Linked DNA regions of Homo sapiens: region 2 is linked to region 1. A link is a loop called in an ENCODE intact Hi-C map of the cell type or tissue named here. Cell type or tissue: B cell. All regions are shown on one strand. Each heading gives the region's core, and the rest is flanking DNA. Links, peaks and the distances in the headings are about the cores only.

The links. Hi-C counts contacts between places; a loop is a spot of excess contacts. Peaks named below come from ENCODE experiments on the same cell type or tissue, not always from the same donor. Only the 100,000 strongest peaks of a DNase experiment are listed, where the experiment ranks them.
Region 2: it touches region 1 in a loop (1.8-fold over the local background); 5 of 110 quality-filtered maps call a loop at or near these places.

The regions. Positions count from the first base shown.
Region 1 is chr17:79,332,115-79,347,125 of GRCh38, forward strand. The region is part of intron 2 of RBFOX3 (RNA binding fox-1 homolog 3); the gene reads right to left. Among named protein-coding and RNA genes, the nearest start is that of ENGASE, 260 kb to the left of the region's middle. RefSeq lists an enhancer at 8,749-8,798. In B cell, for the core only: no CTCF peak of the experiment used is centred there; DNase peaks (open chromatin) are centred at 8,427 and 8,857; H3K4me3 peaks cover 712 bases; H3K27ac peaks cover 2,594 bases.
Region 2 is chr17:79,286,476-79,301,486 of GRCh38, forward strand. All of the region lies in intron 3 of RBFOX3 (RNA binding fox-1 homolog 3), which reads right to left. Among named protein-coding and RNA genes, the nearest start is that of ENGASE, 220 kb to the left of the region's middle. In B cell, for the core only: no CTCF peak of the experiment used is centred there; a DNase peak (open chromatin) is centred at 8,196; H3K27me3 peaks cover 1,242 bases.

The DNA of each region.
Region 1 (15,011 bases), core at 4,161-12,160:
CAGCCATGAACTAGCCCCTCTTAGCGGCTGCCTGCCTTCTTTCCCCACACCCCTTGCCATTTCCTGCTCCTTGTCTGCTGCCGTCTGGGCTGGAATTCTGTCTCCAAATTGGAGATCACTCCAGGCCCTCAGGACTGGAATTTGAGCCCTGGGAGGGGAAGGGACCATTTGTAGCTCTTTTCTTTTTTTATGCTGCTGAGCGAAGCAGGGATCAGGCTGAGCACAGCTGCCAGGGAGGTGGTGTTTTGTGATAAATCAATAAACTGCTCGGGGTGGGAGAGGGAAAGGGATAGATAGGGAGCCCTAGGATGCTGGAGAGGAGGCAGGCTCTGGGGTCCACGTGAGCACCTGAGTCAATGAACAAAAAGAGATGAGAGACGGGGTGCAGAGGGGAGGGGAGCACATGAGTGAGGGGCAGCCAGAGACAGAGACACAGAGAAGTGTGGGGGCGTGGGGAGACAGAAACATAGAACCAGAGAGACAGAGAGAACAGAGACACACACAGAGAGACAAAGAGAGACAGAGATGGAGACAGAGAGACAAAGAGAGATGGAGACAGAGAGACAAAGAGAGACGGAGACAGAGAGAGAGAGACAGAAAGACAGAGCCTGAGAGACAAAGAGAGCAGAGACACAGAGAGAGACAGAGAGATAAAGAGAGGCAGAGACAGAGAGGGAGACAGAGCCAGAGAGAAAAAGAGAGACAGAGACATAGAGAAAGAGAGAGAGATGGGGTGGGGGAGAGAGAGAGACAGAAAAACAGAGATGGGGAGACAAAGAGAACAGGGACAGAGAGAGACAGAGGCAGAAAGACAGATAGACAGACACAGAGAAACGGGAGGGAAAGAGACAGACAGAAAGAGGTAGAGAGACAGAGAGAGAGAAACAGAGGAAGAGAGAGAGAGATGGGGTGGGGGAGAGACATATAGATAGACAGAGACATAGAGAAAGGGGAGGGAGAGAGACAAAGAGACAGACACAGAGAAAAAGAGAGAGAGAGAAACAGGCAGAGACAGAGGAGGACAGGCCAGGGGAGACCCTGCCAGCCTTTACCAGGGAGGAGACTGACCCTCCAAAACCACATTTACACGCAGCAGACCAGCTCACAGCCTCAGTGAGGCCTGCACCCATCAAAGGATTTGGGGGAAGGTGTCCTCGCTTCCTGAACTATTTTCATTAAAAGAAAAAAGTTGCCGAGCTGGCTTCTCCACACTGGCCTCCTGCGTACTGTGCTCTGCAATGGTCTTGCTTTCTTTTGTTCCAGAGACACAGAACTGTTTAATTCTCATCCCTTCAATCAATACCTGGTGTCATGTCATCCAAAGCCATTATTTTTACACCAGAGAAAAATGGAGACCGAGTACAGTATAAAGAGAGAGAGGAGACAGAAATCATTGCTTCAGAGGCTGCAAGTGAAAACCTCGCTCAGAGCCACCCAACCTCAGCATCATCCAGCTGGCTCTGCAGGTCTCCTGGCTCCCAGAACAAAAGCACCTGGAGAAGCAGGTGCAGGAGAGGAAAGTCCTGGGGGAAGAATGTCCCATGACCCCAGAGAGGTCTGTCTGATGGCAAACAGCTTCTTCCCAAAGACACACCCACAGTCAGCCCCTGGATGGGAGTTCAGCAAGGGCTGAGTCTCCCCCAGCTCCCTGATCCCATCCTCCTCTCCCTCCATACCTCCCACTCTGCCTCTGCCCCCATTCCTGCCCTTCACCCCACGAGCACACACAGCTTCCACATCCTCAAGAGGCATCATCCTGGGACCTTCCCCCTCTCCCAGATGCCGAGGTGTCTCCTCTGTCTCCTCCAGACTCTGTCTACACTGCCACATCGTCCCTTCCTAGGAATTGGAATCTGCCCATGTCCCCACCCCTCCCTTGGGAATTCCCACCCTGGTCACCAACGATCCCCTCATTGCCAAATCCAGCAATCCATCTCAGTCCTGCCCCATTTCTTGTTTCTGTTGCTTTTACCTGATGATCCTTGAAACTGCCTTTTTCCATCACCTCTTCCTGTTTCTACCATCCACCCATTCCTAGGGCCCCAGTTCCTTCCCCACACCTCCTAAATCACAATCTTTAGCTTGGGCCTCCCTCTCTCGAGACTCCTGTGTCCTAGTAGACACTTTCACCCAGAGATGTGCCCCAGGTGGCTTCACTGGCACCCAATGCTTCTCCTGCATCTGCCATCTCAGACAGTGGCATCGCCAGCTGCATGGCATCCAGACAACAAAGTGGAATCATGGTCACCCACTCCTCATGCTCCGTAGGTTACAGGGACTTGTTGGTGTCTCGGAACCTGTCCCTTTCTGGGTATCCACTGCTTCTGACGCTGGGCCTGGATTCTTGGAATTGCATCCTTAGTGTTCAGATCCTGGAACCACTGTTTCAAAATCTCCTCCTTACCTAGAGATGGGCTTCTTAACCCTTCGGGGCCCCTAGGAAACCTCTTCCCAGAAAAGGCACATATGTGCACAAAAGTTTGCAACCATTTCAGGAGGCTCATGGGCCAACTGGAGCCCATCTGTGAGGCCTACAGTTTAGGAGCCTAGGTCTGCAGGCCCAAGACTGAGCTCTCCAGGGAACCAGGACCATCACACTCCAGCTCCCACACATCTTTCCAGCCTCAGTTTCCTCGTCTGCCACATGACAGCAGTAATGGACCCATCTCAGAGGATGCTTGTGAGCTTGAAGATGCAGTGAAAACCACATCGAGCTGTGCCTGTTGCCTGTGCCTGGCACGTAGCAAGTGTCTCACCCCCCAACCAGCCCAGCCCACCCTGCACAGACACAGTGGCATTTCTCCAGCATGCTGGGGGCCTTCCCTTGACAAACCTTGGACATTCTGTCTAGAATATTCTCTGCCAGGGAACCCTCTCTTACCCTCTGAAACCTGGCTCAGATGCCACCTCCTCTCTGCTGCCTGGAGCCTCACTAGGGCTCCCAGAGTTACTGTCATCACACTGTGTCTGCCTCTGCATCCAGGTGCTTCATTAGAGGGGCGTATGTGGGCCTCTCCCTGTGTAGACGAGGCTGCCAGAGGATGGGGCTGGCTGGCTCCAGCTTCTCCTGCCCCCAGATGCACAGACTCCAGCACACAGCAGGTGGCCAACATGAGTATGCTTGATTTGCAAATGAAACAGATGGAGATGTCCATTTGCGACCAAAAGGAGATGCCTAGGACAGAGTCTGGGGGACCTGCATGTGCCTTCTTTCACCCTTGTGAGGGCTGAGAAATGAAACATCATGTAAGTGTATGTATATGTGTGTGTATATATGTATGTATATGTTTTCACATGCACGTTTTGCTATTATTTACTTTAACACGCACAGACACTATTGTCATCACCCTCGTCTTACAGTGGAGGAGGCTGAGGTCCGACACTTGGCCATGCACGGATCCTCTAGAATCAGGACTCCAGCCAGCCTCTCATCTCTAGGTCCCAGGCTACACTGGAGTGTCCGTGTACACAGGCATGAGTCCACACCCCTTGGCGCAGAACCCCCAGCCTCCGCCATCTGGCTCTTGCTTTCTGCCCTGGTTTTCCTCCAGTGACATCTACAACCACGCTGGGTCTGGCCCTGCTCCCACGTGCTCATGCTCACAGGTGCTGTGCTCCACCTGAGCCCCTCCAGGCCCCACTTGCTCCCGTCCTCTCGTCCTCCACATCTCAGATCCCCAAAGCCTTCCCTGGCACCGCACACTCAGGCAATCTCACCTGCCCCTGCACTCCACGTAGCCTGCAGCCATCTTAGCTTTTCCTGTTCAATATTGGAACTTTCCAGAAATGCTACCCTAGTTGTCATCCTTATCCTATTCAATGGGTTTCTACAGAAAAGAAAACTCGCTGTTTCTCACACCTGCCGGTCTGCCTGCGCCGCTTCGTAGACACCGCCCTCCCTCTGTGCTGTTTGCCATGGACTCCAGATAGCTTCACACACATTCCTTCATTTCACCCCATCACACCCGTTCTTTTAAATCCCACTGTTCTGGCCGGGAGCAGTGGCTCTCGCCTGTAATCCCAGCACTTTGAGAGGCCAAGGTGAGTGGATCACCTGAGGTCAGGAGTTCGAGACCAGCCTGGCCAACATGACGAAAACCCATCTCTACTAAAAATACAAAACTTAGCCGGGCATGGTGGTATACGTCTGTACTCCCAGCTACTCAGGAGGCTGAGGCAGGAGAATCACTTGAACTCAGGAGGCAGAGGTTGCAGTGAGCCAAGATCGCACCACTGCATTCCAGCCTGGGCGACAGAGTGAGATTTCATCTCAAAAAATAAATAAATAAATAAATAAATAAATAAAATAAATTGAAAAAAAAAATAAATCCCACTGTTCCAGGTGGGGCAACCGAGCTTCTGAAAAGCTGAAGTCCCCTGTCCAGCAGCGCATGGAGACAGAACTGTGCAAAGGGTTGGGTCACATTCAGCTGTCTGGACTCACAAGGGCAGAAATCAGTGAGACCCACAGGTGAGGTCCCTGGCCTCGTCCTCTCTCCTCCACACTGGACCTTCAGTAAAGACGGTGCTGTCCTCAGGCCCGATCCCAGCCCTGGCTCAACCAAGGGCAGCTCATTCAGGGGGATCACAACAGGGGGGTGGCTCTGAACCAGGAGGTGCACATAGTGAATACCAACAGAGAATCTTCCAGAGCTTTGGGGCTTTTACTGGTGGCTGATGGCCTTCAGGAGGCAATTAAAAAGGCACAATAAAAAGTGAAGTGGGCCGGGTGAGGTGGCTCACGCCTGTAATCCCAGCACTTCGGGAGGCAGAGGCGGGTGGATCACCTGAGGCCAGGAGTTTGAGACAACCCTGGCGAACATGGTGAAACCCTGTCTCTACTAATAATACAAAAATTAGCTGGGCATGGTAGTGCACGCCTGTAATCCCAGCTACTTGGGAAGCTGAGGCAGAAGAATCGCTTGAACCTGGAGCAGAGGTTGCAGTGAGAGGAGATTTTACCACTGCACTCCAGCCTGGGCAACAGAGAGAGACTCCATCTCAAAAAATAAAAAAGGTGAGTGCTCTTATTTCGATAGTCCTGACTCTCACACCACGGGAAAGGACCACGTCATCTTGGCTCCTCCTAGGATCAGACTCCAGGCTAGGACTTTTCAAAGGAAACATTGTGCTTACCTGACAAAAAAAAAATTAATCCCAGGTGGGATGGAGCCACACATCCTAACAAACTTCTCCTTGGCATCTCTGGCACCACTGCTATTTCCAGAACCATCTCTCAAAGCCCACGCACAGCACAGCTGCATCCGGGCACAAATGCACTCTCGTGTGTTTGCACTGACATGCATGCCTCAGGTCCCCGTGGGCACATGCGTGTACAAGAAGAGCCCATTCACAAATCGGATCAAGAAAATGCAGTTGCGCCGGGCACGGTGGCTCACGCCTGTAATCCCAACACTTTGGGAGGCCGAGGCGAGCAGATCACTTGAAGTTAGGAGTTCGAGACCAGCCTGCCCAAGATGGTGAAACCTAATCTCTACTAAAAATACAAAAATTAGCCAGGTCTCGTGGCACACACCTGTAGTCCCAGCTCCTTGGGAGGCTGAGGCAGAAAGACCAGCTGAACCCGTGAGGCAGAGGTTGCAGTGAGGTGAGACTGTGCCACTGGACTACAGCCTGGGCAACAGAGCAAGACCCAGTCTCAAAAAAGAAAAAGAAAAGAAAATACAGTTGAGTTTACTATATATATGTCACATACACACACACAGAGTTCTTATAGCCTACCTCTGAAAGAGAAGTGGCAGGCATGTGTCTCTTTTTCTTAAATTTTTGCTTCTGTTTCATGTGTTTGCTGGCATACTTCTCCAGATTTTTTTTTTTTTTTTAGACAGAGTCTCACAGTGTCACCCAGGTTGGAGCGCAGTGGCGCGATCTCGGCTCACTGCAACCTCTGCCTCCTGGGCTCAAGTGAGTCTCCTGTCTCAGCCTCCCGAGTAGCTAGGATTACAGGCACCTGCCACCATGCCCGGATAATTTTTGTAATTTTAATAGAGACGGGGTTTCACCATGTTGGTCAGGCTGGTCTCAAACTCCAGACCTCAGGTGATCCACCCACCTTAGCCTCCCAAAGTGCTGGGGTTACAGGCATGAGCCACCGCGCCTGGCCTTCTCCAGATATTTTTTAACGGGCTGGAAGGAACTGGGGTTTCTTTTTGATCCTTCCAATTGTCACCTGCAATGGTGGGAACACAGACTGGGGCTGTGGTTTGTGTAGCTCTCCGTGGTGCTGCCCTGAGCCGAGAATATCAGCAGACAGGGAGAGTATTGCAACCCTTCTATGACTGTAGTTTGTGAAATTTCTGTCTTTCCATGGAATTTCAGGGTGATGCTGGTGAGATGGGAAGAGTCCCTGTGAAACAGCTTTTCCAGAATTGGGTTTGGATCCCCCATAATTCAACTCCCTGAGGCACCGCACCGCTGCTATTAGCCTGAGAACTTATTTATTAAAGACTTCCTGTCATCTGCATTGGTTTTCAGCAAACTATACTCACTTAAGGGGTCGACATACATCCCCCAGGAGTAGAATCTGTGAGTTTACCATTCCCTGTCCTTTTTGGAACTCGCATTGCTACACATGTCCCCAAGTGCTTCAACAACCACAGAGGGAGGAGAGGCGTGAGATGCAGTCAGCTGTGTGTTCCAGAGGATGCCTTTCTGATGACTGTTGCTTTTCCTTGTTAGCCCTGGAGACAAATAAAGAGCTAGCTCAAACTTGCTTGGCCCTGTTTCTACTCTTCCTTCCCATAATCCTTAGGCTATTGTTTGTGTTTGGCTGTGTGATCAGAACATTTGCATCAAACCCACTAGTGAGAGGGAAGGAGGCGGTTCTATAAAAATTCAGATTTAGGGCTGCTGAATTCTGAATTCTGAATTCTGGGGAATAGAAAATCTATTTACCAAGTTGTGCAGGTGATTGCTTTCTTTTCTTTTCTTTTTTTTTTTTAGACAGTCTCACTCTGTTGCCCAGGCTAGAGTACAGTGATGCAATCATACCTCACTGCCACCTCGATCTTCCAGGCTCAAGCAATCCTCCCGCCTCAGCCTCCTGAGTGGCTGGGACTACAGGCATGCACCACCACACTCGGATAATTTTTAAATTTGTTTGTAGAGACAGGGTTTTGCTGTGTTGCCCAGGCTGATCTTGAAGTCCTGAGCTCGAGTGATCCTCTTGTCTCGGCCTCCCAAAGCGCTGGGGTTACAGGCATGAGCCACTGTGTCCAGCATTGATTCTTAGTCGCGCTGAAGCTTGGAAAACCATTGTTCTCAAAGTGAGAATTACCCATCGCCTACCTCAAGAAAAGGCACAGTGCAACACCAGCCTCACCCACGAGCTCAGTAGAAAGACAGATTCTCACTGGAGCTGGGTGGGTTCCTTATTGGAGCTGGTGGGAGGGAAGGAGGAAGTGGTTCCTTAAAACACAGACTGCTGGGCCCCATTCCCAGAGTTTCTGATTCAGTATGTGTGGAATGGGGTCTGCTAATTTGCTTTTAAACAAGTTTCAAGAAGGTTCTGAGCCTGCCGGTCTGGAGGCCCTGCTGAGAGAAGAGCTGTGCTGGGAGACGATAACTCGGGCTGGCACAGCAACTGTTGGCCTGGAAGTTGGGGTCTGGGTCCTCATTTTGGTCCTAACCTTAGACAAGTCACTCAAGTCCCTTCTCCTATTTGATTCAGAATTTTTTTTGGCATAAAACAGGACTGGATTGAACAGGTGTGCAGTTCCTTTCTAGCACCTACATTCTACGACTCCAGCCCTTGCTGAAATGCAGCAGTAACTGGTGACCAGGACAAACAGCTAGCAGAGAAGCAGAGTCCTGCTGATGCCCCCTGTTCTCCCTCTGTCTTTCAGAGTCCTGTACCCTACTGATGTTAAACTTCTGAGCATGGGCCGGGCACGGCGGCTCACACCTGTAATCCCAGCACTTTGGGAGGCCAAGGCGGGCAGATCACCTGAGGCCAGGAGTTCGAGACCAGCCTGACGAACATGGTGAAACCCTGTCCCTACTAAAAATACAAAAATTAGCCAGGTGTGGTGGTGCACGCCTGTAATCCCAGCTACTTGGGAGGCTGAGGCAGGAGGATTGCTTGAACCCGGGAGGTGGAGGTTGCAGTGAGCCGAGATCACACCATTGCACTCCAGCCTGGGCAATAGAGTGAGACTCCATCTCAAAAAAAAAAACAAAAAACAAAAACAAAACTCTCTGAGCATGATAGAATCTATGTTGGGAGCCAGGCTGCCAGCAGCTGCCTTCCGCAAGCCCCACCTCCCAGAAGTGAAAGCTTCTATTCGTTCTTCCCCATGGGGCAGGGTTCCTGGGCTTACAGCCTGAGCCGCCCTGTGATTTTCAGAGTTCTGTGTAAAGATGGAGTGTGTTCCCCTCCACACCTCCCCAGCTGCATGGGGCAGAGTGACTTCACTGCACATCCTGGTGTGTCTGAAAAGCGACATGATTTGGGGGTGATTAAAGGCAACCCACATGCTTGATGAGCATGTAATTATTGCCTGTTTCATGACACGGGTCTGGCACTCAGAAACCTGGAGACGCAAGCACTTGCAGTTTTTCATGACAGCCTGACTTCATCCGATGAATGAAAAAAAAAAGTAAGGAAAAGAAAAAAGATGAAAACATCTGTAATGAACATCTGGATTCCATTGCTAACCATGAAAGCAAATTCCTCAGAGTCAGCATGCCGGAGAGGGCTGGGAAAGGGTGTATTTATAAACAACTGTGGTACTTGAATCAGAAAAAATGCCCCCAAACACCACCCCTTCCTGTTTGAAAACCTTTCAGAATGGAGAAGCATTGAGTTTCAGTTCTGTGTCTAAGCAATGGAGAAACAGTTACACCTGCAAGTCAAGCTCTGGACTCAAACAAACATAATGACAGCCTCTGGGCTCAGCAGTTGGTTCCCCAAAACAGTCATCTGAAGAAAAGATTCAAATACCTCTGAGTGTTTGCGGGTGTGTGTGCAGTCATGTGAGTGCACAGACATGCACACGGGAAGGCAGACATGCACGTATGCACAGTGTGTACACAGTCATGCACACCTGTAGGCGTGGGTGTGTGCAGAGAGTCATGCACACAGGAATGCAGGCAGGGGTACACAGGTGTGTGTGTACATGTGTGTGCACAGGTGTGCACACAGAAATGTAGGCATGTGTTCATGTCTCATGTGTGTATGCATGCACAGAAATGTCCAATTCATATGCCACAGCCCACTTTTTTGCAGCCTCCTTTTTTACTTCCTCATACTATACAGCTTCATACCTTGTTTACAACTTCCCATTATTCATATACCTATCACCAAGTTGTGCCCTCTTCGTGCGTAACTAATTGAGTTCGTGGGAGGCTGTTGCTGGGGGTCCGGCAATTACAGCACAGTGGCGGGTGTTGGAAGCCAGGGGAGCTGAGGCTAGGCAGCATGGCTGGGGCTGGGGCACGGCTGTCCTACACGCCACATGGGCTGTGCACATGGAGGCTCCTTGTTGGCACCTTGGAAAGCCTTAGGGTCCATTTCTCTACCTGGAGAAGCAGTCACTGCCCCTTGGTGTGTGCATGGGGGACAGAGCCAGGGAGCGTCTCCCTTGCTCCCTTTCTGAGTTCTGAGCTCCAGGCTCCCTGCATAACCATCTTAACAGAAAGAGGAGTGGCGAGCCTGTCTGCTCTCATAAACCATGTGCCCCTGCAAACCCCCAAGCCAGGGCTAAGGGAAAAACAATTTGCAGCCGGTGGCTCCTAATAGATGGAAATAACTCTATCCGTGAATGCAGGTGATGCGCTAATGTGAAAAGAGATGAAAAGTGGAATTCATTTGGAAAATTTTGGCTTTGGCCCCCAAGGCTGGGGCAAGAGGGTGTCCTCCATGGCTGGCCCCCTCCCCGGCCCCCTCCCAGCCTCCCTGTGAGCTGGGGGCAGCCTGGCCCAACCTGTCACCTGGCATTAGAGGCGATAAAAGCCATGTGCTTCCCTCACCTCGTGGTGCAGCTCGTGTTTAGGGCCTTTGCTTTATCAGTTTTTATTTCGTGTAATATTCATCACACTGGTTTATTTATGGGGCCCTTGTTGGGAAGTTATTTTTCAGGCCTGGTGAATAAAACATTAGACTTTGCGGCTTGTCAGGGTGACTGCGGCTACTCTGATGTCAGCCTGACAAACCGCCTTTTCTTTTTCCCAACAACTGCACTTTTAGAGAAATTTATTTGTATTTTGTTGGGCATTTGTTGTTTTTTTCTCCTTTTGGCTGGTGGATGTTGGTCAGAGTCGAAGTCTCTCTCTCTCGTCTGATTAAATGCTGGAGCCTTCACTTGCTGAGAAAGGCAATATGTTAAGCAGGAGAAGTGAGGTGAGCACCTCGGGCCTCCAGAACCTAAGTCCTGGGCTACAGGAGAGCCATGGGATCCCAAAGCCTGCAATGAATCCCCTCCCTGCAAAGCCTAGCGGCTCAACCTGGGTGTTCACAGCCAGTGAGCGAAGTGCTTTAGCCGTGCAGGTCAGAGTCGAAGGATGACCTGGAGGAACTGCTGGAGAGGTTGATGGGGCTTTGTGCGGAAAGGCAGAGGGCACAGGAGTGTGGGTCCTAAAATCCTAATGAGAATAATGGGGGAAAATCCCAATAAATTAAAAACAAAACAGGCGAAATGTGGCTTTAAGCAAAGCTCTCAATAAGAAAATCTGCACTTAAGGAAAACTAGGGTGAAGAGACTCACTTTACAACGGGGCTTGTCACAGTATTTCTCAGTTATTCTCATGCACTTAAAATGTGGATTACTTTACATGACTTTTCAAGTTTTGTTAAACAAGAGAAAGAGAACACAGTGGGGGGAGAGAGAAAGAGAAAGAGAAAGAGCGAGAGAGAGAGAGAGAGAGAGAGAAACCTGGTAATGCTATATTTCAGATTGAAGAGTGTTGAGTTTTTCTTTCTTTCTCCCCAGAAATCAAAAGGATTAAGAAAACCCCAATCAATAACAATCCAGCCAGCTGCTGGTGATTCACTGTGACTTGTCCTTTAGATGGCTTAGTACATGACGATCTCTTCATTAAGTGATACCTGGACTGTGTTCATCCTTACTAATAGCTCATAAGCTCAGTGGCTTTTTTAAAACTGGAGGAAGGGCCAGGCGAGGTAACTCACACCTGTAATCCCAGCACTTTGGGAGGCCTAGGAGGGTGGATCACCTGAGGTCAGGAGTTTGAGACCAACGTGATGAAACCCCATCTCTGCTAAAAATACAAAAATTAGCCAGGTGTGGTGGTGCACACCTGTAGTCCCAGCTACTCGGGAAGCTGAGGCATGAGAATTGCTTGAATTTGGGAGATCGAGGTTGCAGTGAGCCGAGATTGCACCACTGCACTCCAGCCTGGGAGACAGAGTGAGACTCGGTCTCAAAAGAAAAAACAAACAAACAAACAAAAAAACCCAAAAACACTGGAGGAAGAAAATGTCATTTAGCTTCTTGAGCAACACCACCACCAGACCAAGGGCATCAGCTTCCCTTCTTGGATTCTCCCGTGGATCAGGTGTCACCTGGGATGGCTGCACACTGACCCCTAGTAACAGAGGCTACCATTTGTGGGGTATGTACTGTCAGCCAGGCAGTGAAGAAAAGGGTGCCATCATTCATCTTCCTTCATCATTCATGAGACAGGTCCTGTCAGCCCATCTTACAGGTGAGGAAGCTGAACTCAGAGGTGGAAGAACAGCCCAAAGTCACTCAGAGGAATCACGGGGCAGGAATTGGACACAGCCTGCCCGTATCTAAGCTCTTACATGAATCTCCCTGCCCACAGGTCGGCTGCATGCACAGGACCATGGAATTAGACCCCCATACTCTCCAGAGAGATCCCACTCAAGTGGGTATGAGAGATGCCAGGAAGATGCCACTGATCCATTAGTGTCTGTGACAAGGACAAACACTTATATAAACCACATCAAATCTCCAAGAGGGGTTAGTGTGGGCTACATGCACCCCTGTCAGAGGTGTAGGCAAATGGGATGGATGATTTGAGAATCAGGATGCTCATACACAGCTAGGGTTCTATGTCCCGGGTCCTGAGGCCAACATCTTTTCCTCCAGACTTTAAGGAGTCAAGACCTAAAGTAAAAAATGCAAATATATCTTCCAAAAAAATTCCTTGATTTGGGGGAAATTTTAACTGGCTAATTTGAGTTGGCATAAATGAAAAAATTCCAGACTGCCAGTGAGTACATCCTTGGAAGGCTCTACCATTCCCGAGAGCTTTCAAACAACCTCCGGCGATTCTACAAGCACCAATAAAAACAAGGACTATGCATCTCTCCCAACAGCCACCCCCTACCAGAGCTGCTGCCCTCTCCCTCTATCCCCTTCCTCATTGGGCTTCTCAATCATTTTCCTGCAGAGGATGGATTCATGTTGTCACTTTGTTTGATTATTTATTTATTTATTTATTTATTTATTTAGAAGACGGAGTCTCACTCCATTGCCCAGGCTGGAGTGCGGTGGCACAATCTTGGCTCACTGCAACTTCCACCTCCCAAGTTCAAGCGATTCTTGTGCCTCAGCCCCCCAAGTACCTGGGATTACAGGTGCATGCCACCATGCCTGGCTAATTTTTGGATTTTTAGTAGAGGTGAAGTTTTCACCATGTTGGCCAGGCTGGTCTCAAACTCCTGATCTCAGGTGATCCACCCACTTCAGCCTCCCAAAGTGCTGGGATTACAGGCATGAGCCACCACGCCCGGCCATCTGTTTGCTTTTCAACCCACCCCAATCTGCCTCTGTCCACACCACTTCATCAAAACTCTCTTATCAAGGTCACATTTGACCCTCTGACTGCAAAACTCAGAGGATGAAGTCACTTGCCTGTCCTCAGACCATACTTGACCACTCCTACCTTCCTTCTGGAAACAAGTTTTTCTTTGGTTTTGTGACACTAAACTGCTGACTGTTCTCTGCCTGTAGGGCTGATTATTCTCTGTTGTTTTTGCTGAACTCTAAATGCTGGAGTTCTTCAGAGGACAATTCTAACTGTCTTCTTCAACAGCAGTGTTCCTGAGAGCTTCTCTTCTCCACCTGTTTGTTTTGGTTTGTTTTGTTTGAAGAATTGATCCATTTTACCTAAATTGTGACATTTACGTGCATAGAGTTGCCTGTAGTATTCCCTTATTATCCTTCTAATGGCTGCAGGGTCTGTAGTGATGTCCCCTGCTTCATTACTGAGATTGGTAATTTGTCTTTTGTTTATCCTTGTTGGTCTTGCTAGATAGAAGTTTATCAGTTTTATTGCTCTGTTCATAAAGGGATTGAACCAATTTATGCTGTCCTTCTTATGAATAAGAAGCCTGATGATCATTATATTTTCTGAAACTTGGATTTGTCAGGCTTTGAAAGTCTTGCCAATCAAATGGAAGTTAAACGCTACTCATTGTGGTCTAGATTTGCATTTCCCAGCTGATTAGTGAGGTTAAACATCTCTTTTTATGTTTATTGATTATATATTCTCTTCTGTATGAAATTCCTGCCTGTCCTCTGCTTTTTTCTCTTTTGGGATGTTTTATACTTTTCTTCTTGATTTTCAGTTATTTAAACATTTTTGATACTAATCTTTTGTCAGTTGTGTGTATTGCCAATATTTTCTTCTAGTCTTTTCACTTCTTAAAGACTTCACTTTTTCTAAACCATTCAATATATTGAATTAAAAAGCACTTATTTTTTCTTAACTTTAATGTACTCAAGTCTGTCAATCTTTTTTTATACTCATTTGATGTGTCTTGTTTAAGACATTTTCCTCTATGAGATTTGTTTTTTGTTTGTTTGTTTGTTTTGTTTTTTTGAGATGGAGTCTTTCACCCAGGCTGGAATGCAGTGGTGTGATCTTGGCTCACTGCAATCTGCACCTCCCGGGTTCAAGCAATTCTCCTGCCTTAGCCTCCCAAGTAGCTGGGATTACAAGCACACACCACCATACCTGGCTAATTTTTTGCATTTTTAGTAGAGATGAGGGTTCCATCATGTTGGCCAGGCTGGTCTCGAACTCCTGACCTCAGGTGATCCACCCACCTCAGCCTCCCAAAGTGCTAGGATTACAGGTGTGAGCCACCATGCCTGGCCTCCTCTAAGAGATTTTTGACATTTAACTACTTCATCCACCTATGTCCATTTTCAAAATATGGTGTGAGGTAGAGATCTAATAGTGTACTTTGTATATGGGTAACTACACAATTTTTTTTTCCAGCTCACTTTGTTAAACATCCCTGCCTTTTGCCAGTGATTTGAAATGCTACCTCTAACATAACCAAAGTTACATAAGTTCATGGATCTGTTTCTGGGAATCCTGGGAATTGATTAATTGGTTGATCCTTATGACAACACTAGGTAATCTTAATTACCATAGCTTCACAATGAGCCCAGATATGCGATAGGAGAAGTATCTCCTTCATGCTCTGCTCCTCAGAGGGGTTCTGGCTAATTTTTGGTGTCTTAATCTTCTATATCGTCATTTGATGAGGCTCCAATTGGGAATTAATCAGAATTGCATTGGCTGTAGTCAATATAGATCAACATGGGGAAAATGACATTTTAATGATATAAAAACTTCCTATTCATTTATTAGAACTCCTCTACTTACACTTCATAAAGTTGTACATTTTGCCTGTATAAGTCTTAAGCATTTTAAAATTAAATTAAAATTAAATTTATTCCTAGGTATTTGACATTTTCTGATACTACTAAAAACAATGTCTTCTATTTGTGTGTGTTTGCTGCTGGTATGTAGATAAAAACTGAGTTAAACTTATGCCAGATAACTTGCTATACTCTCCAGTTTCTAAAAGATTTTGTGTAGATTTGGGCAAGGGTTCTATGTAAATGATCATATCATCTGAAAATAATACAATTTTTTGTTCTTTCCAATCCTTACACATCTAGCTTCTTTTTCTCTCTTTGTTGCACTGCATAGGAGAATGGAAGTTTTACTAGCTTTCACATCTGAATGACAATTTGGCTGCATGTAAA
Region 2 (15,011 bases), core at 4,342-12,341, 45 kb before region 1:
TGAACAGAAAACGCTGAGATGGGGGTGCTTCACGCCCGGCCCCTGATGCTTATTAACTGTGCAGGGAGGGTTTGCCCATCCCTGGGCTGGCTTCCTCCTGATATGTGACAGAGCTTAATACGCTGCGGCTCCCAGCCTCGCCAGCCACCCCGAGAGAGCTGCATTTCACAAGCCTTTTGTTAACCCCCTACTGGGCTGATTCCGTGACTTTCTGGTTCTTCTCCCTTGGTGTTAAGAATGGGAAAGGGTAGGGCCCTAAAGAGGATGGAGCCAGGCTGTGCGTTAACATAGAAGCTGGAGAGGGAGGTCCCACCCATAGACCTGCTCACTGAGGGAAGACGGAGGTGCCCAGCAAGGAGGTGCCTGCTGAGGACGCCCTGGTGCCCTCCTCAGACACTGTCAGAAGCCTGGTCCCACACTGTGGGCTGAGAACGCTGTAGGGTCAGGGTTCCCTAATCCACCCTATGTGCGTGTCAAGTGAGGTCCTGTGGCCAGAGACTCTGAGAAAGCAGCATGAAGCCAGGCACAGTTCACTAGCGGTGCTTCCCCCACATCACAGCGGCCCTGACGCAGCTCGAGGGGCTCACACCGGGGCAAGCAGGATAGCTTTACCCAGAGGACAACTTGCTGTTGGCAGACCAGTGACAGAGCCTTTTGTGGAGCAAAGGGTGCTCTTTTTAAGGGGACAATCGCTTCTTCACCCTGGTGCTCTGAGTGTGTTTGAGACCCTCTGCTCGCTAAGGCGAAGGACCCCCTGCCTTACTGCTCCCAGGTGCGAGAAGGGCTGACAAGTGTCACTCCCACTTGGAAAGCACCAATCTTCCCTGACCCCCATAGCACTCCCCACCCACAGGGGGCCCTGGGTGCAGCATGTCTGTGCAAAGAGGGAGGGAAATTGGGTTTCAATGGATTCGTTTTTCCTCTTGAGTAGGTTTGCATTGAGTGGGGGGTAGAGTGGGGTGTTGATCCGAGGGGTTGTCACATACGCCTTGACCTTCCAGCTCAGTGTCTCCCCTTGCTGCTGTCCAGGAGCTCCATGACATGCTCAGCAAAATCCACAACGTGAGATTCTCCAACCAGTGCTCTGGGCAGGATCAGACCCACTGATGTGAGACCGGCCAACAGGCAGCTGGGCCAGGCCAGGGCACCAGGGCCCCTCCCCACCCTGAGAATCGGGGATCCTGAGGTGACCTGTGCCCTGTGCCGGCACTGATGAGGTTGGCAGGGAAGCTTAAAGAAAGAAGGGCTCAGCCATGGCTGGAGGGACAGAGCCCACAGGGGTCCAGGCAGGTTGGGCTCCCCGGTCTCAGAAGCTTCCTGGACACCTTGGCCTGTGCTGACCGCCTGGCCTCCCTGCTTCTGGAATGGACGGGCTCATGGGACGTGTGCTCTGACCTGCCCACTGTTTCTCAGGATTGTCACATTGCGGCACGTCGCAGACAGTGAGTGCGGCTGTGCATGGGACGCGCTCTGCCAGTTAAGTCGGGCCATTCCGGGCGCTGCTGCAACCCCTCTCGGGCTCCACATTTCACTCCCACACACAAAGTCTTAAGTCCCCACGAGGCCCTGCCTGCTCTGCCCCAGAACCCTCCAGATTCCACCTCTGAGTCTCAAATGCCAAAATGCCACCTTCTCAGTGAAGCCTCTGATCTCCTCCTTCCCTTCTCTGCACCCCGGGCCTCAGCCCTGCTCCCACCTGATATGCGACAAATCATACCACTTGCTGGCTGCCCGTCCCCTCTCGGGGCCAGGGAAGCTCACCAGGACAGGGCTTCTTTGGAAGTCTGTTTTGAGAAAGGTGATCCCTGCCCCCAGATACCACAGGCCACCAGGGAGGACGGACGGGCACACAAATACTTGCCATCAGAGAGCGGAGATAGATCCCATCTGTCTGCTCAAAGAAAGTCCTCCCATGACTGGAGGAGTCTCCTGGCCTTCTTCTGCAGGCTGGACTTCCTGGTAGTGGGGCCCGATAACCACTGCCCCTTTCCATTCTCTGCAGCCCCCCCCAGCCCGGCTTCCAGCCCCTCCATCCTGGTCAGTCTGTGGGCATGAGACTCCCCCACTGCAAAACGTGATGGGCAGTTTCCGTCCTTACCACGTCTCTCCCCACCTCCTGCATGATCCCTCGCCCGTCATCCCAGAGGCTCTGCCCTCAGCTTCAGTGGCCCACACTCCAGCGAAATCCCAGGGCCTCTTTCCCCTGGGCCTAGCTTCAGTTCACTGGTCTTCTCACCCCACAGCGACATGCTCTCCTGGGATGATCTTATCCATCTCCACGTTTCATGTCCCCCAAAATATAATGACCCCCCCAATTGATATAGCTGACCCCAATAACCTCTCTGATTTCAGAGTTCATCAGTGAGGTAATAGGGAGAAGTAGAGTGTTCTAGGCAGAAGGAACACTGCATGAAAAGCACAAGTTCTGAAAGGGAAGGACCTGGCTCCTGTTGGGGACAGAGTTGTTTAGCATGGATGGAATACAGTAGCAGGGAATGAGGGGGTGAGCCCCAGGGACTGGGGTGGGAATCTTGCATCCATGGGGACAGCTGGGGGGAGTCACTCACAGCTGTCCTCCTGTCATTATCACATTTGGAAAGTGACCTCACCAGAACCTGTCATCTCTAACCTTCTGCTGCTCCCCAGATCCCAAAAGACACGCCCCTATGCAGAGCCAGGGACACCAGGCCTCTCCAATACGTTCCGCACAGCCTCTGCCCACGTCGTAGTCTCAGGCCCGAGTCGGCGGGTTAGGTGTGGCAAGAGCCATCTGGAGCCCTGTGGCTGGCCCAAGCTTCAGTCCCTTCAAGCCAGAGAGATGGGGAAGGTTAGAGTATTCTCCAAAACTCAGGCCTGTTTCTGCCCCGGCCCTTAGTGTCGACACCCAGGACCAGCTTTGTAGACCAGTGAGCACTGGGACCCGGCAGCCTCGCCAGCCATCAGCAGCCACAGAAGGAACCCAGTACCCAGTCCCCATCAAGCCCTTGACTGGCCTTTGCCCCTGACTTCAGAGCTGAGGTCCCCAGAAATTATCTGTCTTTTCTGTTTAAGCCACAGCTTCCCCTGACTTCTTCCTTTTGTGTTGGTGACAGCCCAGGGACTGTGCTTTTTCCAGACACGATGTTAACTCTCTGGTCCTACTTCCTGGCTCAGGGGACAGCCCTTTGGGGCTTTCCCCCTTTGGCATCATCTTTAAAGCTGCTTCCTGCACTCAAAGCTGCCTCCCAGCTCCTGGCCTCTGGTTTAGAGCTTCCCCCAGAAAGTGGCGTATTTTATCTTTATGTGTCAGGATTTATATAAAAAGGGGATAGTTCAACTCTAAATGTAATGAGTTGGAAGAACAGCTCTCTGGTGGCTTTCTGTAGTGAACATGACATCAATAACATTGATTGCTAAAAATAACTAATAACACTGGGCTATAACTAATAACACTGGGTGGCCAGGGACTGCTCCAACCCTACCCCTAAAATGGATGAAAGGGAAACAGGCCCTTGCCTCCAAACAGACACACCTCCAACAGGTGAGTTCCCAGAGGGTTCAGACAGAAGGTGGAGGAGAAGCAAGATGCCCAGGGGGTCTGAAGGGGTGAGCAGAAGTTTTTCAGGCACTGGAAGCTCCTTGGAGGGCAGGCAGGTGGTGGGAGACAAGCACATGCTGTAGGGGGGTCCTCACATACCAGTGTGAGACACACATGTCTGGAAGGGGAACCTTCTCAAGCTGGAGGAGGCATCATAGAGCCTTGTGAAGGAGGCCTCTTGGGAGGCCCATGAAGATGGCAAAGGAAAAGGGAAGGAAGGAATGAGAGGCAGGATGGCTCGTGGCTAGGAATGCAGGCTCTGGGGTGAGCCAGCTGGGTTGGAGTCCTTGCTAGCTGTGTGGGCCCGGGTAAGCCATCGAGCCTCTAAGGGCCTCATTTTCCCCATCTGGAAAGTAGAGATTCGTGATTTTCCATATGCTGTGACGGTGTCATGGGCTTCCCATGAGGACCCGAAAGCACAGCCTATGTGTGGCTCTTCGCCTCATGCCTGGTGCCTGGGAAGTGGTTCAACACATGCCTGCCGTTGCCACGTCCCTTCTCGGTATAGCCAAGGGAAGGGCTCTGAGAGCTAGCAGTTAGCAAATGGAGTCTGAGGTTGACCCACGTGACCCTTGCTAAGGGCCTTCTGAGGTCAGGCCCGAGGGAAATAAATGATATTTAGGATGAATGTTTACCAAAATCAGAGAAGCAATCATTTCTGACAAGGCAGACGGACAGGCATAGTTACATACATCTCATCGAGCCTCCAGAGGCTTCTCCTCTGGGTTTGCTGACTGGTGGCTGGAGAGGCTCTACCTTACACACAAAATCAATTCTTCCATGCCCTCAGCCCTGGCCACTCTGCCCTTGACACCCTGGCTGCGTTCTCCCAGAAATAGCTGTGTGCTTGGATTGGAATCTGCTGGGGCGAGGGGCAGCTGCAGCAGGCAGCTCAGCTCAGCTCAGCCTGCGTGGCTCTCTGCCTTTCTGGAAGGATTAGCTTGCCTAACCTCTCCCAGTGCTTCCCACCCCTCTCCTGGGACTTTGGGAGAGGAAAGGCAAATGAAAGGTGTGGTGTTGGGGGCTGGAGGAAAGAAAGACCATGATAAAATGCCAGCCTGCAGTTGAGGAAGAAAGTTATTTAGTGGGTCAAAAATGAGTCAAAGTTTATAGAGAAGAAATGACATGTTTTAAAATTAATAGCATAAATGTCAACTCTGATGGCCAGGGCATTAAACCATAGGATCAATGGAGCATTCTTTGTGAGGTTATTTTCTCTCTCAGATGTGCCCTGGGTGTGGGGAAAAGAGCGAGAGCTCGCTCTGCGGTGCCACATTTTGGATTCTGGGGTAGCTCCATCAGCTAGGTTACAGTGTGAGAGATAAGAAAGTTGCTATGAGGCTGTGTTCAGTTGGCTGGTCTGCATGGAGCTGACATTAAATACAGTAGGAATCTGCAGCCCTCGGCTTCAAGTGTGGGGATTTATTGAAGTCTTGCAAAAGCTCTTGGTCAGGGATGCTCCTCCCCTGGGCAGGAAGAATGGGGCTGAGGGCACACTCAGAACCCTGTGTCATGCATCCACCCCTTGAGCCTCACAGTCCCTTATTGCATCAGTAACAGGGTCTGCAGAGCCGGAATGGCTCACTGCCCAGGGAGGCAGGACCAAACAGGGAGTTTTCTCTGAAGTCTGCCTTGATCTCTGTTCTCAGGGACAGGCAGCAGTGTGGAAGAGCCCCTGCGTTCACAGAACACAGAGAGTACACAGCCCCTCTCCCCTGGCAACTCTTGGAGCCTTTCTAGATGACCTCATGTGGTTCCCCTCTGTTCAGGAGCAAGCAAGGGAACTACCTTTGCAGGTTGGCTATGAGAAACTAGGGCGCCACATGATTTAGCTAATTCCAACACAAAAGCTTCACCACGGAGCTGAACCTTGAATTTCACAACGCCCAAGTCTCAATCCTGGGTTGGAGGCATGGGTTTAACTACAGCCAGCCTCCACCCCTACTTAGATGCTGTAGCTTAGGACCCCCAAAGCCAGCCACGGAGCTCTCTCACCAATTTACCCCACCCCTCATTCCAGGGCTTTCTCTGGTGATCAGTATTTTGGGGTTGCTCTGAATTACTATGAATCTTCCAGTAATCATATTGTGGTAATAGAGGGGTTGCCTGAAAACCACAGGAAGCCAGGAGATGCCTGGTGCCAGGACACTTCACAGGACCTGAAGAACAGCTTCAGGTGAGGACTAAGAGCAAAACCAGGGTAAGGAAGGGCAGAGAAAATCCCACTCGTGTGCATCTTCACAGACCCCACGAGTGTCAGGACCCCGCATGCCTCCAGTATAGAATTTATTCTATTGTGCCTTCCTTGTCTCCCCACTAACCAAGAGCAACCAGGGGACCAGTGCTGTCTCCCCACTAACCAAGAGCAACCAGGGGACAAGGGGACTGTGGCACCAGTCACTAGCATGTCCCCGGCACATGGAAGGTTCTCAATGAATACTGGTTGAAAAAAGGAATTAAAATGTTAGTCTATAATGGAACATGTTTACACTCACACTTACAGTTGGCACTGTACACACACACACACACATGCACACACACACACACGCACACACACACACACATACATGCAGACCCAGTGCACTGCCCTTAGAAGTGTTTGATGCTGCGAAGGACAGCATGGGCTGCTTTCGCTGTGTAATGAGGGAACAGCAGTATGCCAAATGCTTAGAAGAGATCCTTTTGCTTTCTTTCCTCCGCTCAATTCTGCCGCTAGAGACCCTACTGTTGTATTCTGATTTCACCAACATGAAACTGCATTTGGGGGAAAAAATCACCCATTCCCTTTATATTAGGAAAGTAAGAAGCAAACAGACTTCGTTTTGGAATTTGGCCTTTGTTTTGGGAGTTGGTATAAAAGACAATTCCTCCCTGGAGGTTTTGCTTTGGTTTTATGGGGTTTTTATACCTGCCCCCACCTTCCATCCCCCTTGAAAAGAGGCCCCTGAAGAGTTTGCTTGGCTGGAACATCACAGACCAAAGTCTGAGAACTGCTTCTATTTTACAGTGCCACTGTTAGTAATGCCTCATATGTATATTATATTTCATAGTTTTTCAAAGCCACTTAAAAGTATGGCCTCATTTGACCCTTCCATCAGACCTAGATGGTCAACAGAGCACATCTCATTATCTCCGTTTAACAGGTAAGAAAACTGAGAATTTAGAGGGTAAAGTGACCTGCTCAAGCCCACATGGGGCCAACAAAAATGTTCCAAGTTACTCATCTGCTGCTCACATCAAGACCGATCTTTGCTTCCTTCCTTCCTTCTTTCCTTCCCTGCCTCCCTCCCTTCCTTCCCTGCCTCCCTCCCCTCCCCCTCCCTCCCCTCCCTTTCCTTTCCCTTCCCTCCCCTCCACCCCTTCCTTCCTTCCTTCCTTCCTTCCTTCCTTCCTTCCTTCCTTCCTTCCTTCCTTCCCTTCCTTCCTGTCTCACTCTGTCTCCCAGGCTGGAGTGCAGTGGCACAATCTTGGCTCATTGCAACCTCCACCTTCTGGGTTCAAGTGATTCTCCTGCCTCAGCCTCCTGAGTAGCTGGGATTACAGACTTGCACCACCATGCCTGGCTAATTTTTGTATTTTTAGTAGAGACGGGGTTTCACCATGTTGGCTGGGCTGGTCTCGAACTCCTGGCCTCAGGTGATCTGCCTGCCTTGGCCTCCCAAAGTGCTGGGATTACAGGCATGAGCCACTTGCCCAGCCTGAGCCATTCTTGCTTTAGATAACCTGCTGCTTTGGGGGCTGACAGATAAGCAGGAAGGCTGCCCTGTAGCAGCGGCAAGGTCCACAAATAAGCCAGATGAAGGAGAAGAGAAATATAGGGAGGCTGTCAGGGACTCATTCTGGTTAGGATTTAAGCCCCAGCTGCTATTACAGGATGGAGAGATGAAACAGGGCCGAGAAAGAGCCTCGGCCAGCATGGGGTCAACTAGGGCAGGGGAAGCAATGACATAGTCTCACAGAGTCACCTGTCCGACTTCCAGAGCAGGTACAGATTCATACAGAGCAGGTGCAGATTCATACTGCAGCCTACTATGCTCTTCAACTGGGGCCACCTGCTTGCCTTACAGAGTCAGAAAAGCAAAGTGAACCAGTTTTCTATTCCTCTCCAACAAGCCGCTGCTCTTCCCTAACAGTTTATCTGCACTTAAGATCCCTCAGCAGAATCCTGGACTGGAGAGCAAGTTCGTCAGATTAGATGGGGCATACCTTTCACCCAGTTCTAGCCTTGAGTGTCTGTGCCGGACTCCGGTAGCAGACACCTTTTGCTTTTTTTTTGTGGATGGAGTCTCACTTTGTCTCCCAGGATGGAGTACAGTGGTGTGATCTCTGCTCACTGCAACCTCCATCTTCCGGGCTCAAGTCATTCTCTTGCCTCAGCCTCCCGAGTAGCTGGGACTTCAGGCGCCTGCCACCACGCCCAGCTAATTTTTTGTATTTTCAGTAGAGATAGGGTTTCACCATTTTGGCCAGACTGGTCTCGAACTCCTGACCTCAAATGACCTGCCTGCCGCGACTGGGATTATAAGCGTGAGCCACCACGCCCCGCTAGATACCTTTGCTTCTTGGAGAAACAGGAAAGATGCGGAATGGGGGAAGGCAGGAGTTCAGCACCACGGACAGCGACCTGCGGGTGGGAGACGCTGCCAGCCACGCGGCCGAACTCCGGACTGGGGGCCACGTGGAGGAGGCCTTGGTTCAGCTCTGCCCCATGCCTCACGGGACACACATTTATCACCTGGAAACAGCGGCCAGTGCTCAGGAAGGCTCATGCCATTGCGGATCTGCCTTCATTAAATCCAAAGCATGATTGCTTGTCACTTGCTTTAATTCGTTTCCCTCCCAACTCTTTATTTGAAGAGCTTTCTAAAGTTTTGTCCATAAGAGGAAGAGATTCTCTTTTGGGGGTGGGTGAGACCTTGTTATGGAAGAGAACAGCGGCCAGTTCAGGGAGTGTGGTCTTCCACTTCGATCGTGATGTGTTTCTGTGTCGCTTGAAGTCTAGCTTGCCTTTCCTAACGCTCTCGGCCCGGGTCAGAGACTCCATGTGAGAGAAGACGGCCACAGGGAATGTGCTTGGATTTGGGAATCTTCTCAGAGGCCACGGTTTGACCTGGCACCAGTGGTTGGGGCCCATAAGCCACGCAGCACGCAGATGAAATCCGCCTCGTGTGTCCTCACTAAATCCACAGCGCTAGAAATGCATTTAAAGGCAATCCTGCCTGCCCACAGCAGATTTTCCATACCCTGGCAATTGGAGCATGTTAAGGATGAGACACAGCTGCCAGGTCTGATTTCTTAAATCAAGATTCGTTTTGTAGGGAGAGCAGGAGGAAAAAATTAATGCACAACCTGGCAAGGTGAGGGAGCGAGGGAGGGATGCCTGCCGCCTTGGTGGCTCTGTCCACTTTGGGTGGGAGCCAGTTCCTTTCCAGCAAGCGCCTTCCAGCTCAGGGAAGGGCAGGGGCTTCCCACAGACAGCCTGGGATGAGCAATGCCTGACTCAGGGTCTGAGTGCGGGCAAAGTCAGGTGCTGATGGAAAGATCAGAAGTTGTTGGCTTACATTTTGTTTGATTTGTTTTTCTCTGAGTTTTCAGCCATTCTCACCACATCACACTTGGTTTCCTGTCCTGCCCCACCGTCAGCTCCCCCTGCTCCCCCAGCACCCTGTGTCCATCCCACAAGGATGGATGAGCCAAGCTGCTCAGGCACAGCTTGAGGGTGGGATCTAGTACCTTCCCTTCCCTGGCTGCAAAGCATGGGGTGCGTTTGAGGAAGGGTGAGGGCAGCATTGGGAGTGGGGACTGTGCAGTATGTTTCGGTCTGTCTGTGGCAGGGCATGGGGAAGGGCGGTTATTTGTAAATAATACTTAATTGATGAGACTTAAATAATAGATGAGCCAGCGTCATTCCCAGTGGCCCAGCAGTACTGATGGCCACCTTCATTCTTCCATTTCCCAATTACAACAGGGTGGGGCTGGGCTTGGGGGAGGGGTGTCAAGAAGGGGATAGAAGAGGGCAGGGGAGCAACGGGGTGAATTAGAGACTTTTGTTGCATTTAATATCAATTCATTTTGCAGGCTGCTGACACAGCCAAATTTCACAGCTCTGAATTTGTGGGGCTCCCCAGTGTACAGACGCAAAAGGAAAATACAAAAGAACTTTTTAAAAAATGGCCTGCCATCAGCAAAAAATTAAAAGAAAATTTTAACCCCCACCCCGCAAAAAGGCACAAACAGACACACACACACACACCACACACACACACACACACACACAAAATCTGATTTTGATTTCTTATATGGTTGAGGGACTCATCTCATTACTTAATAATCACATTGTTTGCCAGAGCCGGGCTGTGTTTTGTCGCTCTATGGGCCGACTTTGTTACACCTGCATATAAAAATGACAAGTGTAGTGAGATTGTCAGCAAAAGGGACACACTGAAGAACAGGCACAGTCCCCTGACTGGAGGAGGGTAGCCCCAGTCTAACCCCTCCCCGGGGAGCCGGGCTCCCAGGAAAATGCCCAACGGAAGAGTCCATACCTGGCCTCCAGCCTGGGAGGTTTGCTTCCTCCACACACACCAGCTGTAGACTCTCCCATCTCCCTCCTCTTCCTCCTCCCCTCCCTCCTCCCCTTCCTCCTCTTCCTTTTTTCCTCTTTCTCCTCCTCCTGTCTTCTCCTCTTCTTGTCCTTTCTCCTTCTTTTACTACTCCTCTCTGTCTTTCTCCTCCTCTCCCTCCTCTTTTCCTCCTCCCCACTTCTCCTCCCCTTCTTCCTCCCCCCTCCTCCCCCTCCTCCTGCTTCTCCTCCCTTTCCTTCTCCTCCTCTCCCTCTTCTCCTCTTTTTCCTCCTCCCCATCCCCTCTCTCTCCTCCCCCTCTCCCTCCTCCTCCTCTTCCTCATCCTCTCCTCCTCCCTCTCCTCTTCCTCCTCCCCATCCCCTCTTCTTTCTCCTCCTGCCCCTCCTCTCCCCAGCAGCTCTGGCTTTTTCCTCCTGATCTTGGCCAGTGTCTTGCTCTGTGTGCGTTCATTTTCTTAAAGTGATGCCCAAGGCCCACTACCTGCCTTGTCTGGAGCTTGGCAGAGCCTCCTCTTCTCCGAGCAGCCATGAGTTGGGGACTGGGGTCACATAAAAGCTGAATAAGAATGACTCCCAGCAAACAGCTAACACCCTGGACTCCCATCTAGGGACTTAGTGAGTGCTCCTTCCATGGGCCCCTTGGGATCCAGCCTCCCAGGCAGGCTTATCTATGGCCAAGGTGCCCCTCATGTGAGCTAGCCCTGTGGAGAGCCGTGTGCCTTTGGGAAGCACCAAAGCTGGGGTGCTGCTGCACATCCCGGGCCAGCCCCAAGGGTAACTAGTAGAGCAGGTGAGATTCATCTCTCCCTGGTGACATGGCTTCCTCGGGCCATCCCCCGGTACCACTGAGACCCCTTCCAATCAGCAATCCCAGGGTCCCAGGAGCAGGCTGGGCTCTGGCCTCCAGGAGAAAGAAGCAAAGCTGATGTAGGACAGACACTGGAAATCTGGCCCAGTGCCTGCCACAAAGCAGGTGGCCATAGGCCAGGGCACAGTGTGCCTTTCCCAGGGAGATGGGGGTCAGGCCCAAGTCATGGTTTATTCATAATAAACACAGCCGGCCACACTGACCAGTCCATAGGTCCCAGCCCACTTGGGGGTGGCCCTCAGGAAGTTATGCCCTTGGAATTGGGCCACAGGAGCAGATGGGGTGACTGAGGCACTGGGTGTTTCCCCACCTCACTCCAGCTACTCTTTAGAAATTGTTCTAAACAGTTGAGCAGAAAAGCCTATTTGTCTGACTATACCCAAATGGTCAAATAATAATAATAAAAAAGCCTATGAATTACCAACAACGCGTGTGTCTGGGAAGATGTAACGGGTGGTAGTGTCCCATTCTGGTAGCTTCTCCTTGTGGAGAGTTCGCCATCAAGCAAATACGAAACACATTTGGGTTAAGTCATTGGACTCAGTAGCATCTTAGAGCAAACAGTTAAAGGTAGATATGAGCCAGTTCAGATCTAGCAAGCTCAGGAGCACTGGAGATGTCTTCTGGAAGTCAGAAAAGCATCTGCAGCTACTTTGCAGCACTCCATCGAGCAACACCCCAGGGGAAAGGAGCTATGTCTGCATTTAATGGGCAGTTTATTAAACACCAAATAAGTGCCGGGCACTGTGAAGGCATGGGTGGGGGACAAAAGTAAATTGCAACAAATCTCAGCTTTTAGCTGCTCCCTCCTGGTAGAGAAGAGACTGGAGGCATAGGCTGGCTTCACGATGGGCGAGCACAGAAAGCACAGAGGCGGTGCTGGGAGAGTTGTGGCTAGCTTCTCCGGGAGAGGACACCTGGATTAAATATCAGAAGACAAGCAACCTTTGACTAACAAGGGTTTTCCAGGCCAAGATGCAGCATGACCAAGGGTGCAGCGGTCAACAAGCCAACGCTTCACTTGATGGAGAGGGTCAGGAAGATTCTGCGGCCACCAGGTCGCCAAGTCCATGCTTGGTGGAACACGGCACACCAGGAGAACAGCAGGGCATTGCAGCCCCAGAACCTGCCGAGGAAGCCATCTCAGGCCAGTGATGTGTCAGAAGGTGCCCCCTGAGATCCGAGGGTCATCTCGCCGGCAGGGCCCAGCTGGGGAAGCTGGGGGTCCTACCTCTTGACACTGCCCCCACTTACACACCTTGAGTTTGAGGTGTCAGGGGTGGTAGGAGAGCTGGAGTGGTTTCTCAACAAATGAAGTGGAAGAGGGTGGAGGGCTGTGGTGTGGGCATCACTGCAACATGCCACTGCTGCTGGATGCGAGTGATGTTGACCTTGCTGGCAGGACAAGACAGCAGCAAACAGACTGTGCTGGTGGCACGATCCATCAGGGCTGGGTGGCAGCACCGGGCGGCAGCCTGCTGATGCAAGGCTGGGAGGCGGGAGGGCGCGAGTCTGTAACTGGAGAGGTTTGTTTGGATTCAGCATTGCTGAAATCCTCCCTGGCAGCAGATGCGGCTGGCCTCGGAAATACGGGAGGGACATGGGAAATGAACTAATAAATAAGAGGCCAGGTGTGGTATCTCGGTGCTGGCAAAACAGAGGCCAGAGAGGGTGGGATGTGAGGGCGGGTCCCATTCCTGAAAGTAAACCTGGCAAACCCTGGCCAGCACACCCAGACACAACCCCGGATGGCATCAGGCTCGGTTAGGGGCTGAGTTTTGTCCCCTCAAAATTCCTGTGTTGAAGTCCTAACCACTGGTTCCTTAAAATGGGACTGTACAGGCAGTCCTCTGGATCTTAGAGTTCTGCATCCATGGATTAAACCAACCACAGGTCAAAAGTATTAGAAAAATAAATAAAAATAATGATACAACAATACAAATAACAGAAGTGAAAAAATACAGTGTCATTGCTATTTTCGTGGCATCTACATTGTATGAGGCCTTGTGCGTCACCTAGAGGTGATCTCCAGGGTACTGGAGGATGCACGTGGGTTACATGCAGAGGCTGCGCCATTTCCTACCAGGGGTTTGAGCATCGTCAGATCGTGGGGTTTTTGGAACTAACCCCCTGAGGATACCAACGGACAACTGTGTTTAGAGATATGGACTTTGAAGGGGTAATTTGGTTAAACTGAGTTAATTAGGGTGAGTCTTAATCCAAAGTGACTGTTCTCCTGAAGAGGAGATTAGGACAGACGCAAACAGAGGGATGGCCACATAAGGACATGGAGAAGACGGCGTCTACATGCCAAGGGGAGCAGCCACATCCCTGCCTCCAGCATCTCTGTTTAGCCAGCTTCTCAGTACCCCACACAGGCCTCCAAAGGAATCTGCCGACACTCTTTTTTTTTTTTTTTGAGACAGTGTCTCGCTCTGTGGCCCAGGCTGGAGTGCAGTGGCATGATCTCGGCTCACTGCAACCTCTGCCTCCCGGGTTCCAGTAATTCTCCCAACTCAGCCTCCCGAGTGGCTGGGCTTACAGGCATCTGCCAGCACACCCCCTAACTTTTGTATTTTTAGTAGAGATGGTGTTTTGCCATGTTGGCCAGGCTGGTCTCAAACTCTTGACCTCAGGTGATCCACCCAACTTGTCCTCCAAAAGTGCTGGGATTACAGGCATGAGCCACTGTGCCCGACTCCTGCCAACACCTTGATCTTGGACTTCCAGCCTCCGGAGCCACGAGAGAAGAAATTTCCATTGCTGGGGCCACCCTGTCTGTGCTGTGTTACTGCAGCCCCCAGAAATTGATACGGATCCCAAGCACTCAATATTGCCCTGGGAAGCACCCAGAATCCAGTAGAGATGGGAAGAATCAGAAAGGGAAGTGGGTGATTCCACCCGAAGTGGGGAGATGTGATCCTATTAAATTGCTGCCCTAATTTAAAAAAAATCTCTTTGATTTCTTAATAAAAATGAAATAGAGACATAGACTTTGGGAGAAAACCCTGGAGGAGGGGAGAATCTGTGTGGGTTAAATAAGCTTAAACGTGAACAACAGAAAGATCTACCAGTCAGTCAGTGACAGAACCAGGAGGCTGGGGCAACGTGGACTGGCGTGTTCTTCTGGAACTGATGGAGAGACCATTTCGGATAAAGATGATATTGCTGTGACTATTATTGTTGTTTTGCCTGATGTGATGAACTCCCCAGGGGATCTAGTTTCCAAGCCGACGTTTCGAGACTCTGGGGGACACCCAGACGTGACCCTGTGCCTCTGCACCAGAGACCTTGGTGAGGCACCTGGGGCTGCACTTGTATTTTAAGTTTCTAGAAAAGATGAATGGGTCTTGGGAGAAAATGGACATTCCAGTGTTTCCTTTTCAGAAAATTCTTCCTTAGGTGGCCACAAAGCTTTTATAAACAAAGTCCCAAACAGGGGAGGCATGGATGCCAGGGCTGACGCAGGGCCCTGACTCCGGCCTTGACTTTGGGAGAACATGCCCTTTTTCCTCACCATCACCTCCTGAAATCTTGCGGGCCACCAGATCACCCCTTCCCAGTCACTGCACCTCGGCAGTTTTAACATACGTAGGCCCCAGGGAGAAGCCTCTGGCTAGGAGATGCTCCCCTGCTGGGATGGGCCTGGGAGAGCCTCAGAGGCCACTCTCTGGGTCCCAGCCCATTTAATGTATGGGACTTTCTGGGTCCCAGCCCTTTATGTCAAGAAGGACTTTGCACATGTGGACCAAGCCCTTTAACAGGTCCAGCCCTCTGGGGCTGCGAGTTGTCCATCTGGGCCACACCCGGACTTGGAACCCCACTGGGGTGAGCGGCTAATAGAACACAAAGTCTCCCAGGGTGATGCAGCTCCCATAAGCCTTGTGCAGCACCAGCGGGAACACTGCCTTGGTGGCATGTGTGTTTTCAAGACTGAGACCACAGAGGTGTACTCCAAACATTCTGGCGCTCAGAGTCGCCCT